Regions from separate parts of the Homo sapiens genome. Here region 2 is linked to region 1. A link is a loop called in an ENCODE intact Hi-C map of the cell type or tissue named here. Cell type or tissue: heart right ventricle. All regions are shown on one strand. Each heading gives the region's core, and the rest is flanking DNA. Links, peaks and the distances in the headings are about the cores only.

Region 1 (8,337 bases), core at 143-8,142:
GTGACACAGGGAGACTCTGTCTCTCAAAAAAAAAAAAAAAAATTGAAGAGAAAAACACAAGGAAAAAAATCCATGCAAAATCAATTTTTCAGAACTCCTCGATTAAAAAATAATGTCAAACATTAAGAGGAATATCCATTTTGCTTACAGACATACCTCATTTTATTTCACGTCACAGATAATAAGTTGTTTGTTTGTTTGGGGACACAGTCTCACTCTGCTGCCCAAACTGGACTGCAGTGGCACAATCTCGGCTTACTGCAACCTCCGCCTCCCAGGTTCAAGTGGTTCTCCTGCCTCAGCCTCATGAGTAGCTGAGACTACAGGCACGTGCCACCACACCCAGCTGATTTTTTATTTTTAGTAGAGACAGGGTTTCACCATGCTGGCCAGGCTGGTCTCAAACTCCTGACCTCAGGTGATCTGCCCACCTCGGCCTCCCAAAGTGCTGGGATTACAGGCGTAAGCCACCACACCCAGCGAGTTTTTTTTAAAATAGCAAAGGCTTTTGTCAACCTTGCACTGAACAAGTCTTTTTTTTTTTGAGACGGAGTCTTGCTCTGTCGCCCAGGCTGGGGTGCAGTGGGATGATCTTGGCTCAATGAAACCTCTATCTCCCAGGTTCAAGCAATTCTTCTGCCTCAGTCTCCCAAGTAGCTGGGATTACAGGCGCCCACAACCACGCCCAGCTAATTTTTGTATTTTTAGTAGAGACAGGGTTTCACCATGCTGGCCAGGCTGGTCTCAAACTCCTGACCTCAGGTGATCCACCCGCCTCAGCCTCCCAAGTGCTGGGATTACAGGTGTGAGCCATAGTACCCAGCCTGAACAAATCTACTGACACCATTTTCCAGCAGCATGCACTCACTTTGTGTCTCTGTGTTACGTTTTAGTAATCCTCAAAGTATTTTGAACTTTTTCATTATTATTATATCTGTGATAGTGATCTACGATCAGTGATATATATATATTTTTTCCTTTGGTTGAGAAAGGGTCTTGTTCTGTCACCCAGGCTGGAGTGCAGTGGCACAATCACAGCTCACTGCAGCCTCAACCTTCCGGACTCAAGTGCTCAGCCTCATCGGTAGGTGGGACAACAGGCATGTACCACCACACCTGGCTGATTTATTTTTTATAGAGATGGGGTGTCACCATGTTGCTCAGGCTAGTCTCAAACTCAAGCGATCCTCCTGCCTTGGCCTCCCAAAGTGCTGGGATTCCAGGAGTGAGCTACCATGCTATCTTTGATGTTACTATTGTAATTGTTTTGGAACACCATGAACCACGCCCACATAAGATGGCTAACATATAATGTGTGTTCTGACTGCTCCACCAATTAGCCATTCCCTATCTCTCTTTCTCCCTCTTTTCAGACCTCCCGTTTCCCCAACACACAACCATATTGAAATTAGGCCAATTAGTTAACCCTAATCCTACAATGGCCTCAAACAATTCAGGGAAAGGAAAAGTCATGTGCCTCTCACTTTAACTGAAAAGCTACAAATGATTAATCTTAGTGGGGAAGGCATATCAAAAAGTGAGAAAGGCCTAAGGCTAGACCTCTTGTACCACTCAGCCAATTGTGAATGTAAATGAAAAATTCTTGAATAAAATTAAAAGCACTATGTCAGTGAACATGAAACAATCTTGTTGCTAATATGAAGAAAGTTTTAGTGGTCCATATGGAAGATTAAACCAGCCATAACATTCCCTTAAGCAAAAAGCCTAATCCACAGCAAGGCTCTAACCTTCTTCAATTCTATGAAGGCTGAGAGAGGTGAGAAAACTGCAGAAGAAAAACTGGAAGCAAGTAGAGATTGGTTCATGAGGAAAAATGCTCTCGTCATAACATAAAAGTGGAAAGTGAAGCAGCAAGTGCTGACATGGAAGCTGTAGCAAGTTATCTAGAATATCTAACTAAGATCATTGCTGGAGGTGGCTATACTAAACAAGGTGTTTTATGTAGACAAAAGAGCCTTCCATTAGAAGAAGATGCCATCTAGGACTTTCACAGCTAGAGAGGGAAAATCAATGCCTTGCTTCAAAGGTCAGGCTGGGGCCACACCTGTTATCCCAGCACTTTGAGAGGCCAAGGTAGGAGAATCGCTTGAGCCCAGGAGTTCAAGGCCAGCCTGGGCAACAAGGCGAGACTCTTGTCTCTTTTAAAAATAATAAATAAATAAATAAAAACTGACTCTCTTGTTAGGGGCTAATGCAGCTGGTAACTTGACGTTGAAGCTAATGCTCATTTGCCACTCAAAAAGTCCTAGAGCTCTTAAGAATTATGCTATATCTAATCTGCTTGCTGTCTACATATGGAACAACAGTCTCCTGGATGACAGCACATCTGTTTAGAGGTTGGCTTACTGAATATTTTCAGTCCACTGTCAAGACCTACTGCTAAGGAAAAAACATTCCTTTCAAAATATTAGCACTCACTAACAATGGACCAGGTCATTCGAGGGCTTTGATGGATATGTTCAGAAAGAAGAATGTTACTTTCATGCCTGCCAGTACGATACATCTATCCTGCAGCCCACGTATCAATGAGTAATTTCAATTTTTAAGTCTTACTGTTTAAGAAATACATTTCGGCCAGGTACGGTGGCTCATGCCTGTAATCCCAGCACTCTGGGATGCCAAGGCAGGCGGATCACTTGAAGCCAGGAGTTCAAGAAGACCCTGGCCAACATGGCAAAACCCTATTTCTACTAAAAATACAAAAATAAGCCGGGCGTGGTGGCACACACCTGTAGTCCCAGATACTCGGGGGAGCTGAGTCAGGAGAATCGCTTGAACCAGGAGGCAGAGGTTGCACTAAACCAAGATCGCACCACTGCACTCCAGCCAGGGCGACAAAGCGAGACTCCGTCTCAAAAAAAAAAAAAAAAAAAAGTGATTCCTGTAGTAGATTTGGGCAAAGTAAACTGAAAACCTTCTGGAAAGGATTCACCACCGTAGATGTCATTAAGAACATTCATAATTCATGAGAGGAAGTCAAAATATCAACATGAACAGGTGTCTGGAAGAAGTTGATTCCAACTCTCATGGATAACTTTGAGGGGTTCAAGACTCAAGTGGAGGAAGTCATTGCAGATGTAGTGGAAACAGCAAGAGAATTAGAAGTGGAGCCTGAAGATGTGACTGGATTGCTGCAATCTCATGATAAAACTTGAACAGATTAGGAGTTGTTCCTTACAGATGAGCCAAGAAAGTGGTTTCTTAAAGATGGAATCTACTCCTGGTGAAGAGGCTGTGAAATTGTTGAATAACAACAAAGGATTCAGAATACTATATAACCTTAGTTGTTAAAGCAGTGTTTGAGCTGACTCCAATTTTGAAAAAAGTTCTACTTTTGGGTAAAAAATGCTATCAAACAGCATCACGTGCTACAGAGAAATCTTTCATGAAAGAAACAGGCAATCAATGTAGCAAACTTCATTGTTGTCTTATTGTAAGAAACTACCAGAGGCACCCCAACCTTCAGCAATCACTGCTGGGATCAGTCAGCAGCCACCAACATCCTCTATCAGCAAAAAATCTTACAATTTACTGAAAGCTCAGATGATCAGTAGCATTTTTTAGCAATAAAGTATTTTTAAATTAAAGTATGCACATTGGTTTTTTAAATATAACGCTACTGAACATTTAATAGACTGCAGTAGAATATAAACATAATATTTACATGCACTGGTAAACCAAAATATTTGTGTGCCTTGCTTTATGGTGATACTCACTTTATTGTGGTAGTCTATAATGGAACCTACAGTATCTCCAAGGTATGCCTGTATTTACTTTGGTACCAATTCTAGATATATATCTGCATATACCCAGGTATTTAACTTCCTGGTCTCATGTTCCTTAAATAGTTAATAAGAAAGAGTAATTATGAACCATGCAGAGCAATTAACAAGCCTAACTTCCAATATTTTCTTCACTCTGAAGTAAGTATTTCCAACAGTGTATTATGTCAGAAGTTCTCAGTTTTGGGGGTGCTGTATCTTAATTTTTCTGTACTCTATTTTCAACTTCACTGAAATAATACAAGCTCTATCTTCCTTACAAATTTATAAGGAATCAAATGAAATGAAATATATAAAAGTTGTCCTCTTTCTCCCATCTTCAAAAAACTTCCCCCGCACTTCATTTCCTGTTAGCCCTCTCTCCTTCAACAGCCTGGTCTGTAGAAAGAGTCCATACATGGCCTCCCTCCACTCCCTCATCTTCCATTCATTCCTTGTTCCAAGGCCCTCCCAACACCACTGAAACTTTTTTCAATGCCCTTTTTTTAAATTATTATTATTTTTTTAAAAAGCAAATTCTGCCCCCATCTTTTCATTCTTTCAGTTGAACCACTTTTTCCAAAACACTGTGCAGATATAAAAAATACGTAGTTAAGGCCAGGGTGCAGTGGCTCATGCCTGTATTCCCAGCACTTCGGGAGTCCAAGGCAGGCAGAACACAGGTCTGGAGTTCAAGACCAGCCTGGTCAACATGGTGAAACCCCATCTCTACTAAATATACAAAAATAAGCCAGGCGTGGTGGTGGGCACCTGTAATCCCAGCTACTCAGGAGGCTGAGGCAGGAGAATCGCCTGAACCCAGAAGGTGGAGGTTGCAGTGAGCCGAGATCATGCCACTGCACTCCAGCCTAGGCGACAGAGTAAGACTCTGTCTCCAAAAAACAAACAAACAAAAATGGACAAAGGAGCCAGGCGTGGTGGTGCACACATAGAGCCCCAGCTACTCAGAGGCTGAAGTAGGAGGATCACTTGAGCTAGAGGATCACTTGACCCCAGGAGTTCAAGGCTGCAGTGAGCTAGAACTGTGCCACTGCAATCCAGCCTGTGTGACAGAGTAAGACTCCATCAAAAAAGACAAGGACAAAGACATGACAAGAGAGAAAAAATAAGTATAAAAGACAGAGAGAGAGAGACTTCAAAAAGGAGGACAGGGCAGGGCACAGTGGCCCATGCCTGTAATCCCAGCACTTTAGGAGGCTGTAATGGGAGGATCACTTGAGCCCATGGGTTCGAGACCAGCCTAGGCAACACAGCGAGACCCCAGTATCTACAAAAACTAGCCGGGAATGGCTGGGCATGGTGGCTCACACCTGTAATCCTAACACTTTGGGAGGCCGAGGCAGGCGGATTGCCTGAGCTCAGGAATTCGAGACCAGCTGGGTAACATGGTGAAACCCCATCTCTACTAAAATATAAAAACTTAGCCAGGGGTGGCAGCATGTGCCTGTAGTCCCAGCTACTTGGGAGGCTGAGGCAGGAGAATCACTTGAACCCAGGAGGCAGAAGTTGCAGTGAGCTGAGATCACACCACTACACTACTTCACTCCAGGATGGGCAACAGAGCGAGACTCCATCTCCAAAAAAAAAAACAAAACAAAACAAAAAACAAAACAAAAAAAACTAGGCTGGGCACAGTGGCTCACACCTATAATCCCAGCACTTTGGGAGGCCGAGGCAGGCAGATCACCTGAGGTCAGGAGTTCAAGGCCAACCTGACCACTATGATGAAACCCCACCTCTACTAAAAACACAAAAATTAGCTGAGCATGGGGGCATGCGACTATAGTCACAGCTACTCGAGAGGCGGAGACAGGAGAGTCGCTTGAACCCGGGAGGCAGAGGTTGCAGTGAGCCGAGATCGCACCATTGCACTCCAGCCTGGGCAACAAGAGCGAAACTCTGTCTCAAAAGAAAAAAAAAAAAAAACTAGCCGGGCACAGTATTGCGCACCTGTATTCCCAGCTACTTGGGAGGCTGAGATGGGAGGGTCATTTGGGCCCAGAAATTCGAAGCTGCAGTCAACTATGATTGTGCCACCGCACTCCTGCCTAAGTAACAGAATGAGATCTTGTAATTTAAAAAATAAAAGGATAGGTAGGATTTACAGACTGGAAAATGGGAAAAAGATGAGAGTGGAAAAAGGAAGGAGGGGTAGCACGAATGGCGGGCAGGTGGACAGAAAAGTAAAATTCAGCCATGTTCAAAAGGGAACAAATAAAAGCACCGAAAGGTAAGACAGACCTAGTATATTTATGACTTGAATCCCAAGCTACGAAACTGGAACATAATTTAGCAGAGAGACTCCAAAAGTTTTACAGCAAAAAGTATTAGAATCATTTATATACTGGGAAAAAATAGCCTCCTCATTTTAATAATCCAGATTGGGAAATCAGATCTAAAACAGATGTTCAATGGACATCCCATTTCTTTTGTAAAAGCAACTTGAGTGGTCAGTCATCAAGTTTTGTTCTGTTTTTAATTCACAATGAAAATCTGACTACTCATTTATTCAACAAATATTTGAGTGCCAGCTATGTGCTAGGCACTGTTCTAAACACGCCAATAACATTTATTTAGTGGGATTGATTCTGTACTCTAGAACAATGGTTCTTAACTGGGGAGAGGGAGTAATTTTTGCTCCCCAAGGGACATCTGGCAATGTCTAAAGACATTTTTGGTTGTCACGGGGGCAGGGAGGGGGGGAGGGGTGCGGGTGTGCTACTATATCTAGCGGGTGGAGGCCAGGAATGCTGCTTAACATCCTACACACAGGAGATACTGCCCATGACAAGGAATTAGCTAGTCCAAAATGTCAACAGTGCCAAAGCTGAATAAATCTGTTCAAGAGCAACACATTTCTATTCCCTCTTCCATAGTAATTGTTAATAAACATTAGTTCCATTTTCTACTATTTCTGTTCTACAATAGAGGCTTTAAAATATCTTAAGAAATATAACACCATTTTAATAATTTGGCAAGTAGAAGTAAAGATACCATGAATCCTGAGATTTCACTTTCAAAAATGTATAAGCTACATTTATTTTACAATATAACTTTTAGGAACAAAGTTGTCTTCTCCTTCTGACACTGACTGTTATCAAAAACTGTGCTAAAAGCTTTGAGTGATGTTTGATTATTCCTTTTATTTTGGGGTCCTTATAGCAGTTAATTACCACATTCTGCCAGTTCTTTCCAAGTGAATGCCTCACATTTCAACGGATCCTTTTCTATTACCAATGTATCATCTGAAATATTTTACTAACTGGTTTTTCTGAAGCTCAATGTCCATGTCTCCTTCCCTCCCAAGCTATCCCTACCCATTAATACTGTATTTTTCACCTGCTCAAAAGTCCATATGGTTGCCCGTAACATACCAAATAAGAACCTAATTCCTAAAGCTTGACATTCAAATCCTTTTTTCAACTAGCTACAATCCACTTTTCCAACTCTTTTTTCCACTGCTCTCCCTCAGGAGTAGCCTTTTTTAGCAAAATGACTTATTCTGAGATACATAAACAACCTTTCCAGATCAGAGACATCAAAAGCCATTCAGGCTTCATTGAGACAAAAGATACGCATTCAACTCAGAATAACAGTAAGAAATCAACTTATAGGGAAACCAGATCTAGCCATGTTCTATAAACATGAGAGATAACCCTGTTGGCTCATGCCACTGTCCTTATTTATAACGGCCCCTATTTGCCTTTCTACTTCTCTGAACTCCTTATCCTTCAAATCTACCATCTTTTCAAAAACCCAAACACAGAGTCACCTCAGTCACCATTACCTGCCCTTCCCCCACCCCACCCAATGCCTGTGGCTTTCAGGTCATTTATTTTGCAATAAACTTGTCATCTCAATTTTACTGGTTCTCTTTTAGATTCAGACAGCTGAGATTATGATAGATTCATTAGTAAGCTGAATGGGGAAGAAAAGGATATTTACATTCCCAGGCCAATTTTCAATGCTTTTTGGAAGATTCTGTTAAATTCACAATTTCCAGAACTGGCAAGGAATAGGTAAATATATACACTCATATATTACTGGTAAGAGTATAAATTGGTATAATTATCCTAAAGTGATATCTGCCAACATTGAAAGTCTTTAAAATCTGTATACTCTTTGGCCTAGGAATTCAACTTGAAAATTTATCATGAGTAAATTATAAAATGTACAAAGGTTTAACTATAAAGACACTCATCTCTGCATTGTTTCTAACTCTCAAAGATTGAGGTGGAGGGGAAAATTCCTTGTCCAATAAAAAAAGACTATTCCATGAATCATTTATTTAAGTAATGTAATACTCTGCAACTACTAAAATCCTATAGTATCATGGTTATTGACATGTAACTCTTTTAATGGCTTTCTTTCCTAAGCTAAGAAAAATACAAACATGATTCCACATAATGTATTTCAAATATTTGTATACATTTTTCTACTTTTCTATATTTTCCACACATCTATATATAATTTGTGTGTGTGTGTGTGTATGCATGCATGTAAATAAAATATACCTCTAAGTCTTGTAACCTTA
Region 2 (8,337 bases), core at 277-8,276, 45 kb after region 1:
GCACTGAGTTACCAGAAATTGAAGGTAGGGATCTTGCCTTATTTTGGTCTCTCCACTGTATAATACACAGCAGATTCTCAGTATTTGATTTTGCCTAACATCCTCCTTGGGTGATTAACAGAGAACAAATAGGAAAAGCAAATCTGACTAAGAATAAACCATGCTTCAGAAATGTACTTTGAAAGGAAGAGATTTTAAGTCACCTATAATCTAACACCCACACCGATCTGTGATGAACACATAGCATGAGCAAGAAATGAACCTTTGTGACTGATGCCACTAAGAATTGGGATCCTTTGTCACCGTAACATATTCTGTATATTCTGATATACACATTAAAGGAGTTTAGTATTTATCTGCATCATCCCTATCTCCAGTGTTTGGAATGTTCTGCACAAAGCGGGAACTTCTGCACAGCAAAAGAGATTATCAACAGAGTAAACAGACAACCTACAGAACGGGAGAAAATATCTGCAAACTATGCATTCAACAAAGGCCTGGCCTGGCTCAGTGGCTCACACCTGTAATCCCAGAACTTTGGGAGGCCGAGGTGGGTGGATCACAAGGTCAGGAGATCGAGACCATTCTGGCCAACATGGTGAAACCCCATCTCTACTAAAAATACAAAAATTAGCTGGGTGCGGTGGTGCACGCCTGTAGTCCCAGCTACTCGGGAAGCTGAGGCAGGAGAATTGCTTGAACCCGGGAGGCACAGGTTGCAGTGAGCTGAGATCGCACCACTGCACTCCAGACTGTAACAGAAAGAGACTCCATCTCAAAAAAAAAAAGGCCTAATATACAGAATCTGTAAGGAACTTAAATCAACAAGCAAAAAACTAGCATTAGGAGATATACTTAATGTAAATGACAAGTTAATGGGTGCAGCACACCAACATGGCACCTTGTATACATATGTAACAAACCTGCAAGTTGTGCACATGTACCCTAGAATTTAAAGTATAATAAAAAAATAGTTTATAATAAAAAAAAAACAAGCAAAAAACAACCCCATTTAAAAATGGGCAAAGGGCATGAACAGACACTTCTCAAAAGAAGACATATGTGGCCAACAAGCATATGAAAAAATGCTCAACATCACTTATCATTAGAGAAATGCAAATCAAAACCACAATGAGATACCATCTCACACAAGTCAGAATGGCTATGATTAAAAAGTCACACACAAAAAAAACATGTTGGCAAGGTTGTAGAGAAAAGGGAAGGCTTATACACTGCTAGTGGGAATGTTAATTAGTTCAGCCACTGTCAAAAGCACTTTGGGGATTTCTCAAAGAACTGAGAACTACCATTCAATCCAGGTATCCCATTACTGGATATATACCCAAATTAATAGAAATCGTTCTACCATAAAGACACACATACACATATGTTCATCACAGGACTTTGCACAACAGCAAAGACATGGAATCAACCTAACTGCCCATCAACAGCGGACTGGATAAAGAAAACATGGTACATATACGAGACAGAATACTGTGCAGCCATAAAAAAAGAATGAAATGATCCTTTGCAACAGCATGGATGCAGTTGGAGGCCATTATTCGTAAGCGAATTAATTAACAGAAAGCCAAATACTGTGTGTTCTAACTTCCAAGTGGGAGCTAAACACTAAGTACATGTGGACACAGAGGGGACCAAGAGACACCAAGGCTTACTCGAGGGTGGAGGCTGGGAGGAAGTTGAGGATCCAAAAACTACCTACTGGGTACTATGCTCACTATCTGAGTGACAAAATGATTTGTGCTCTAAGCCTCAGCGACACGCAATGTGCCCATGTTAACAAATCTGTGCATGTAACCCCTGAACCTAAAATAAAAGCTGGAAGGAAAAAAAACAAGTGGGAACTCAGGTTTATTAGAAAACTTTAAAATATGGAATGAATGTAGGACATTTTTAAAGAGAATAGTCAAAGGTTAGCAGAATAACCAAATGTTTTCAATGAAAAGATTACAAAAGTTGAAGTAACCACATTTTTAAAAAGCACAGCGTTAGCATATAAATGGGAGCATGCTTTTACTCTCCTCTTCACCCAAAATACATACTTCTACTACTTCCTCACCATGCTGAGGTCAAAAACTGGAGGCTTAGGGCTGGGCGCAGTGGCTCACACCTGTAATCCCAGCACTTTGGGAGGACAAGGCAAGTGGATCACCTGAGGTCAGTATTTCGAGACCAGCCTGGCCAACACGGCAAAACCCAGTCTCTACTAAAAAAAAAAAAAAAAAAAAATTAGCCAGGCGTGGTGGCAGATGCCTGTAATCACAGCTACTAGGGAGGCTGAGGCACGAGAATCGCTTGAACCCAGGAGGCGGAGGTTGCAGTGAGCCAAGATCGCATCACTGCACTCCAGCCACGCGACAGAGCAAGACTCTGTCTCAAAAAGAAAAAAAAAGAAAACCCTGGGGGCTCAGGATTCAACAAAGCATTGTTGAAAGCAGTCACTACCAATCAACCGGGCCTCAACATGAAATTATCTGCCATCGCAAGAACTTCAGTATCATAATTCTCACACATGAGAAAATTAGGCCTATGGTGATAAACCAATTGCTCAAAGTGGTAAAGACTATTTACTAGCTATTTCTGTAATATTTATTCCCACCATCAGTAACCAGACTTTGAACCTATTCTAAGTAGCAAGGTACTCATCTAAAAAAACTACATTCCCAACCAGGCGCAGTGGCTCACGCCTGTAATCTCAGCACTTTGGAAGGCCAAGGCAGGCAGATCACGAGGTCAGGAGATCAAGATCAACCTGGCTAACACGGTGAAACCCCGTCTCTAATAAAAATACAAAAAATTAGCCAGGCATGGTGGCCTGTAGTCCCAGCTACTCAGGAGGTGGAGGCAGGAGAATGGCATGAACCCGGGAGGCGGAGCTTACAGTGAGCCAAGATCACACCAATGCACTCCAGCCTGGGCAACAGAGCGAGACTCTCATCTCAAAAAAAAAAAAAGAAAAAAAGAAAAAAAAACTACATTCCCAGCCGGGTGCGGTGGCTCACGCCTGTAATTCCAAAACTTTGGGAGGCCAAAGCAGGTGGATCACCAGAGGTCAGGAGTTCGTACCAACCTGACCAACATGGTGAAACCCTGTCTCTACTAAAAATACAAAAATTAGCCAGGCTTGGTGGTGCATGCCTGTAATCCCAGCTACTTGGGAGGCTAAGGCAGGAGAATCGCTTGAACTCGGGAGGCGGAGGTTGCAGTGAGCCAAAATCATGTCATTGCACTCCAGCCTGCATGACAGAGCGAGACTCTGTCTCAGAAAACAAACAAACTACATTCCCAGCCTCCCTTGCAGCTACAGGTAGCCATGTGAACTCTGTGATAGTTCTAGCCAATTATATGTAAGAGAAAACATACAATATTTCTTCAAAGGAGGAGGCTGTGTGCCCTTGGACTCCTTTCTGTATTTTGCTTCATGGGACATGCATGTAATGTAATTGGGACTTTAGTAGCCATCAAGGAATCTTAGGGCAAAGGCCACAACCTAGAAATGTCTGAGAAGTTAGATAAAGGGAGACACTCCTGATGACTTTGCAGTGTAGAGGGACAATACCAGCCTCAGTACCTACCCTCCAGATTTTGAAGTGAAACAGAAATAAACACTCCTGTTCAAGTCATTATTATTACGGGGTTTTCAATCACATAAAGACAAACCTAGTCCTTACTGATATACCCGGCTGTTAAGAATTGGCCCAGAAATAGAAATCAGTTCTTCTGTCAAGAGTCCAGGATGCTCAAATATATAAAGATCTCTGTACAAGTCAACAAAAATAAATAAATAAATAAACTATATCCTTTTTAGGGTTGATATTCATAATTGTTTTATCTTTCTATTCTGTATGACCTAACTATAGCCCAATCTACACTGTGACAATTCCATTTTTAAATACTATTTAAAGTCCTCAATAATAAAAATCTGTATTTCAAAATACTTTAGAAAAATAAAGGGTAAGGTTAAGGAGAAACTTCATTTAACTATTTCAGTAAAAGAGGATGGAAAATAATGATTTTTATCACTCGTATCCCAAATGCATTTTTTTTTTCTGAGACCGGGTATTGTTCTGTCACCCAGGCTGGGTGGGGTGCAGTTGCAGGATCATAGCTCACTGCAGCCTCCAACTCCTCTGCTCAAGTGATCCTCCCACCTCAACCTCCTAAGTAGCTGGGACTAAAGGCATGTACTACCACACCCAGCTCCAAATACTCTTTGTTCTTAGCGTCCCTTAATTCAGAAAACTATCTGCTTCCAGCAAAACAGATTAAAACAACCAGCATTTTACTTATTTATGATTTCGTAACCTGGACTGAGCTTAGCTAGGTGGTTCCTCTGTTAATCTTTTTTTTGTGTGTGAGAGAGAGAAACAAGGTTTCACTCTGTCGCCCAGGCTTGAGTGCAATGGCAAGATAATGGTTCACTGCAGCCTCACCCTCCTGGGCTTGACCAATCCTCCCACCTCAGCCTCCTAAGTAGCTAGGACTACAGAGACATGCCACCACACTCAGCTAATTTCTGTATTTTTTTGTAGAGACAGTGTCTTGCTATATTGCCCGGGCTGGTCTTGAACTCCTGGGCTCAAGTGTTCCACATGCCTTGGCCTCCCAGAGTGCTGGGACTGCACAGTCATAAGCCCCCACGCCGGCCCCTTCGCTAATCTTACTAATCACTTTTGTGTCTGTATTCAACAGGCAAGTCAACTAAGGGCTGAAGGCAGCTAGGACACTGAGATAGTTAAGCCTCCCTCTTTCCATATAGTCCTGGAATCTCTTCCTCTCCACATCATCTCTCCAGCAAGGTATGACAGCTTCTTGCACGGCAGCAACTCAGAGCTCCCAAGAGTACAAAAGTAGAAGCTGCCTGACATGCTCAAGGCTTGTACCCAAAAATAGCAAAGTGTCATTTTTGCTATGTTCTACTGGTTAAAGTGAGTCACAGGGCTAGGCGAGATACAAAGAGAGATGACTATACAATAGCATGAATACCCATAGGCATGATTTACTATGGGTCTACACCAATACAGTAGACTACCATCTCCTTTATTTACTGTAAAAGTAACACCTTAATATATGACTTCTAGTATTCCATAATCTCTCTGGGGCTCAGTTATCTATAAAATGAGGGGTTAGACTCAATCTTCTTGAATTCTCATCTATTAATAGTTCTAATATTCTACAACTCTATAAGTATGAAAGTCTAATATAAGAAACACTTAGGGCCAGGCACAGTGGCTCACACCAGTAATCCCTGCACTTTGGAAGGCCAAGGTGGGTGGATCACCTGAGGTCAGAAGTTCGAGACCAGCCTGGCCAACATGGTGAAACCCCATCTCCATTAAAAATAGAAAAATTAGCCAGGCGTGGTGGAGGGGCGCCTGTACTCTCAGCTACTCCGGGGTCTGAGGAAGGAGAATCGCTGGAACCAGGGAGGCATAGGTTGCAGTAAGCCGAGATCGTGCCACTGCACTCCAGCCAGGGTGACAAGAGCGAAACTCCGTCTCAAAAACAAACAAACACTTGGCCATACTGACCAAACACTTCAACTATGGTAGAACAATTCAATGAGAACTTTAAGAATATGGTTATGTTTCATTTTGTCATTTTATATTCAACTATGTGCTTATTCCAAATGTGGTCCATATGACTAGAATCCCAAAGATCAGGAAATCAAGGAAATTCTTTTTTTGCTAGGCTCCACTAAAAGAACACCACCACACAGACTTCACTGAGACCATCAAGTATGCTGCTTCTAATGTAAATCGATTACAATAAGGTGTAAAGATTTAAAGTGACCAAGGATAAAAGATGTAAGAAATCATTTTAAAACCACCTAAAACAAGTCTCACTGAGGGAGGCCTACTAATAAAACCCTAGCCAGTAGAGTTATAATATGTAAAAATCTACTCTAACAACATTTAAAAGTTTGAGCAATAAAAAACTTTGGAATAATATTACTACATATACAACTCCTAGGGAATTGCTTTGACTGTTTTTCGTGTATTGCTCATAATGAAAAACATTTCATAGAGATTTCTGCTGACCTAGCTTTTTAAAAATCTTTCTTCTATATATTGGGGACATCTGCGTACAAAGAAAATCTTTGCCACCCCACTATCCCCGCCTCCAATAACAACTGCATTATTTTATGTCATAGTTTTTTTTTTTTTTTTTTTTTTTGGGAGATAGGGTCTCGCTCTGTCACCCAGGCTGGAGTGCAGTGGCATGATCACAGCTCACTGTAGCCTCCAACTCCTGGGCTCAAGCAATCCTCCCATCTCAGCCTCCCAAGTAACTGGAGCTACAAGTGCATACCACCGCATCCAGCTATTTTTAATTTTTTGTAGAGATGGGGATCTCACTATGTTGCCCAGGCTGGTCTCTAACGCCTAGACTTAAGCAATCCTCCCACCTTTGCTTCCCAAAGCACTGGGATTACAGGTGTGAGCCAACATACCCAGCCTTATATCATGGCATTTTTGGAGTGAGTTTGGTTTCTAATCACTTCTGTCTCTAAATAGTTTATAACAGGCAACTGATTGATAATTGATGATTAGTGGCAATGACAGTAACAACAGTAGTTAAATCCTTACAACAGCACCTCTTAATAGGACTTAGTCTATGCCAGAAACTGTTCTAAATTCTACACATATATATAAATTCATAACAATCCTAAATTAGGTGTATTATTACGTCCTCTCTACAGGTGAGGCAACCATAGCACAAAAAATTTAAGTAACTTGCCCAAGGTCAAACAGCTAATATGTAGTACAACCTAGACTTGAATCCAGAAGGTCTAGGCTCTATAATCAGTGATGCCCCCAGAATTTGGTTTTCTCATTTGTCAAATGATTTACCATTTCTGAAGTATTAAGCTTTTTTCTTTTTTTAAATGCATAAATGTATACTGAAAGAATATACTCCCCAGAGTTTTTTTTTGTTTTGTTTTGTTTTGTTTTTGAGACAGAGTCTCACTCTGTCGCCCAGGCTGGAGTGCAATGGCACGATTTCAGCTCACTGCAAACTCTGCCACCCAGGTTCAAGCAATTCTCCTGCCTCAGCCTCCCGAGTAGCTGGGATTACAGGCGCCTGCCACCATGACTGGCTAATTTTTGTAGTTTTAGTAGAGACGGGGTTTCACCATCTTGGCCAGGCTGGTCTTGAACTCCTGACCTCGTGACTCACCCTCCTGGCCTCCCAAAGTGCTGGGATTACAGGCGTTAGCCACTGCGCCCGGCCCCCAGAGTATTAATATTTATTATGTATTCTTCCCAATCTTTTTATATGCACAAAATATACACACAGTTTGGGTTTATGTGCTTTTCACAAAATAAAGTTACTGCTAAACTTACTGCTTTACAACTTTTGGAAAGGTTTTTCTCTAGTTCAACAATGTATCATAGACATTCTCCCACTTCAGGGCCCACAGATCTATCTCTATGTCTTGATTTAAAACTGCATGGTAGTCCATTGATGCATATTTTGTTGTTGCCAACTTTTCTCTACTACTAATACTGCTGCCATGAGCATCTTGTATGTATATGTTGTCCATTTGTCATGAGAATATATTCTGATTTCCTTTCTTGTTTTTCCGGGTATAACTGGTCCCCTATCTCCTAAGGGCAACAAAGCATCCTAATCCTTTACTAATTCCCATACGCCATATTCTCAGTGATTACATGTTAAGTCACATCTTTAAATACTTATCCTAATCGATTCCTCAACTCCAGTCCTACTTCCCCGAATGCTTAGCAGGCATCCAATCTATTTGGATGCCTGCTACAACATCTATGCCAGAAACTGCCGAATTCCTCCTTTGCAGTGACTGGAATCTTCCTCCCCATTCGCACTACCAACATTCTATGCTTTGGCTTGATCTCTCACACTACAACTATTGTAACAGCCTATTATCTCTGCCTCCAGGTAACTCCTGTCTCCATATTATTACCACAGTGTTTTTTTAATAATAGGCATCATTAAATCACCAAGTATTTGAGTGCCTACATTCAAATGCATAAATGCTAAACAGAATACAAAGTAATTTAGTAAGGTTCCTATCCTCAAGAATACTGTAAATACCTGCTTTGAAAACTTTCATTTAAAAAATAAAATAACTGGGCATAAAGCAGAGATTGAGACCTGTAGTCCCCTGGTGGTCCGCAGATTAAACCTAGCCTACAAAGTATAGGCGCAAATACCGTTTTAGATTCTAATTAATGAAAAACACTTAAAATCCAAGTTTAAAAATCATAAAAAGGGCTGGGTGCGGTGGCTCATGCCTGTAATCCCATCATTTTGGGAGGCTGAGGCAGGTGGATC

What was found. Hi-C counts contacts between places; a loop is a spot of excess contacts. Peaks named below come from ENCODE experiments on the same cell type or tissue, not always from the same donor. Only the 100,000 strongest peaks of a DNase experiment are listed, where the experiment ranks them.
Region 2: it touches region 1 in a loop (1.9-fold over the local background); 12 of 110 quality-filtered maps call a loop at or near these places.

What each region holds. Positions count from the first base shown.
Region 1 is chr7:152,374,860-152,383,196 of GRCh38, forward strand. All of the region lies in intron 1 of KMT2C (lysine methyltransferase 2C), which reads right to left. Among named protein-coding and RNA genes, the nearest start is that of KMT2C, 57 kb to the right of the region's middle. In heart right ventricle, for the core only: no CTCF peak of the experiment used is centred there; a DNase peak (open chromatin) is centred at 5,098.
Region 2 is chr7:152,420,056-152,428,392 of GRCh38, forward strand. The region is part of intron 1 of KMT2C (lysine methyltransferase 2C); the gene reads right to left. Among named protein-coding and RNA genes, the nearest start is that of KMT2C, 12 kb to the right of the region's middle. In heart right ventricle, for the core only: no CTCF peak of the experiment used is centred there; no DNase peak of the experiment used is centred there.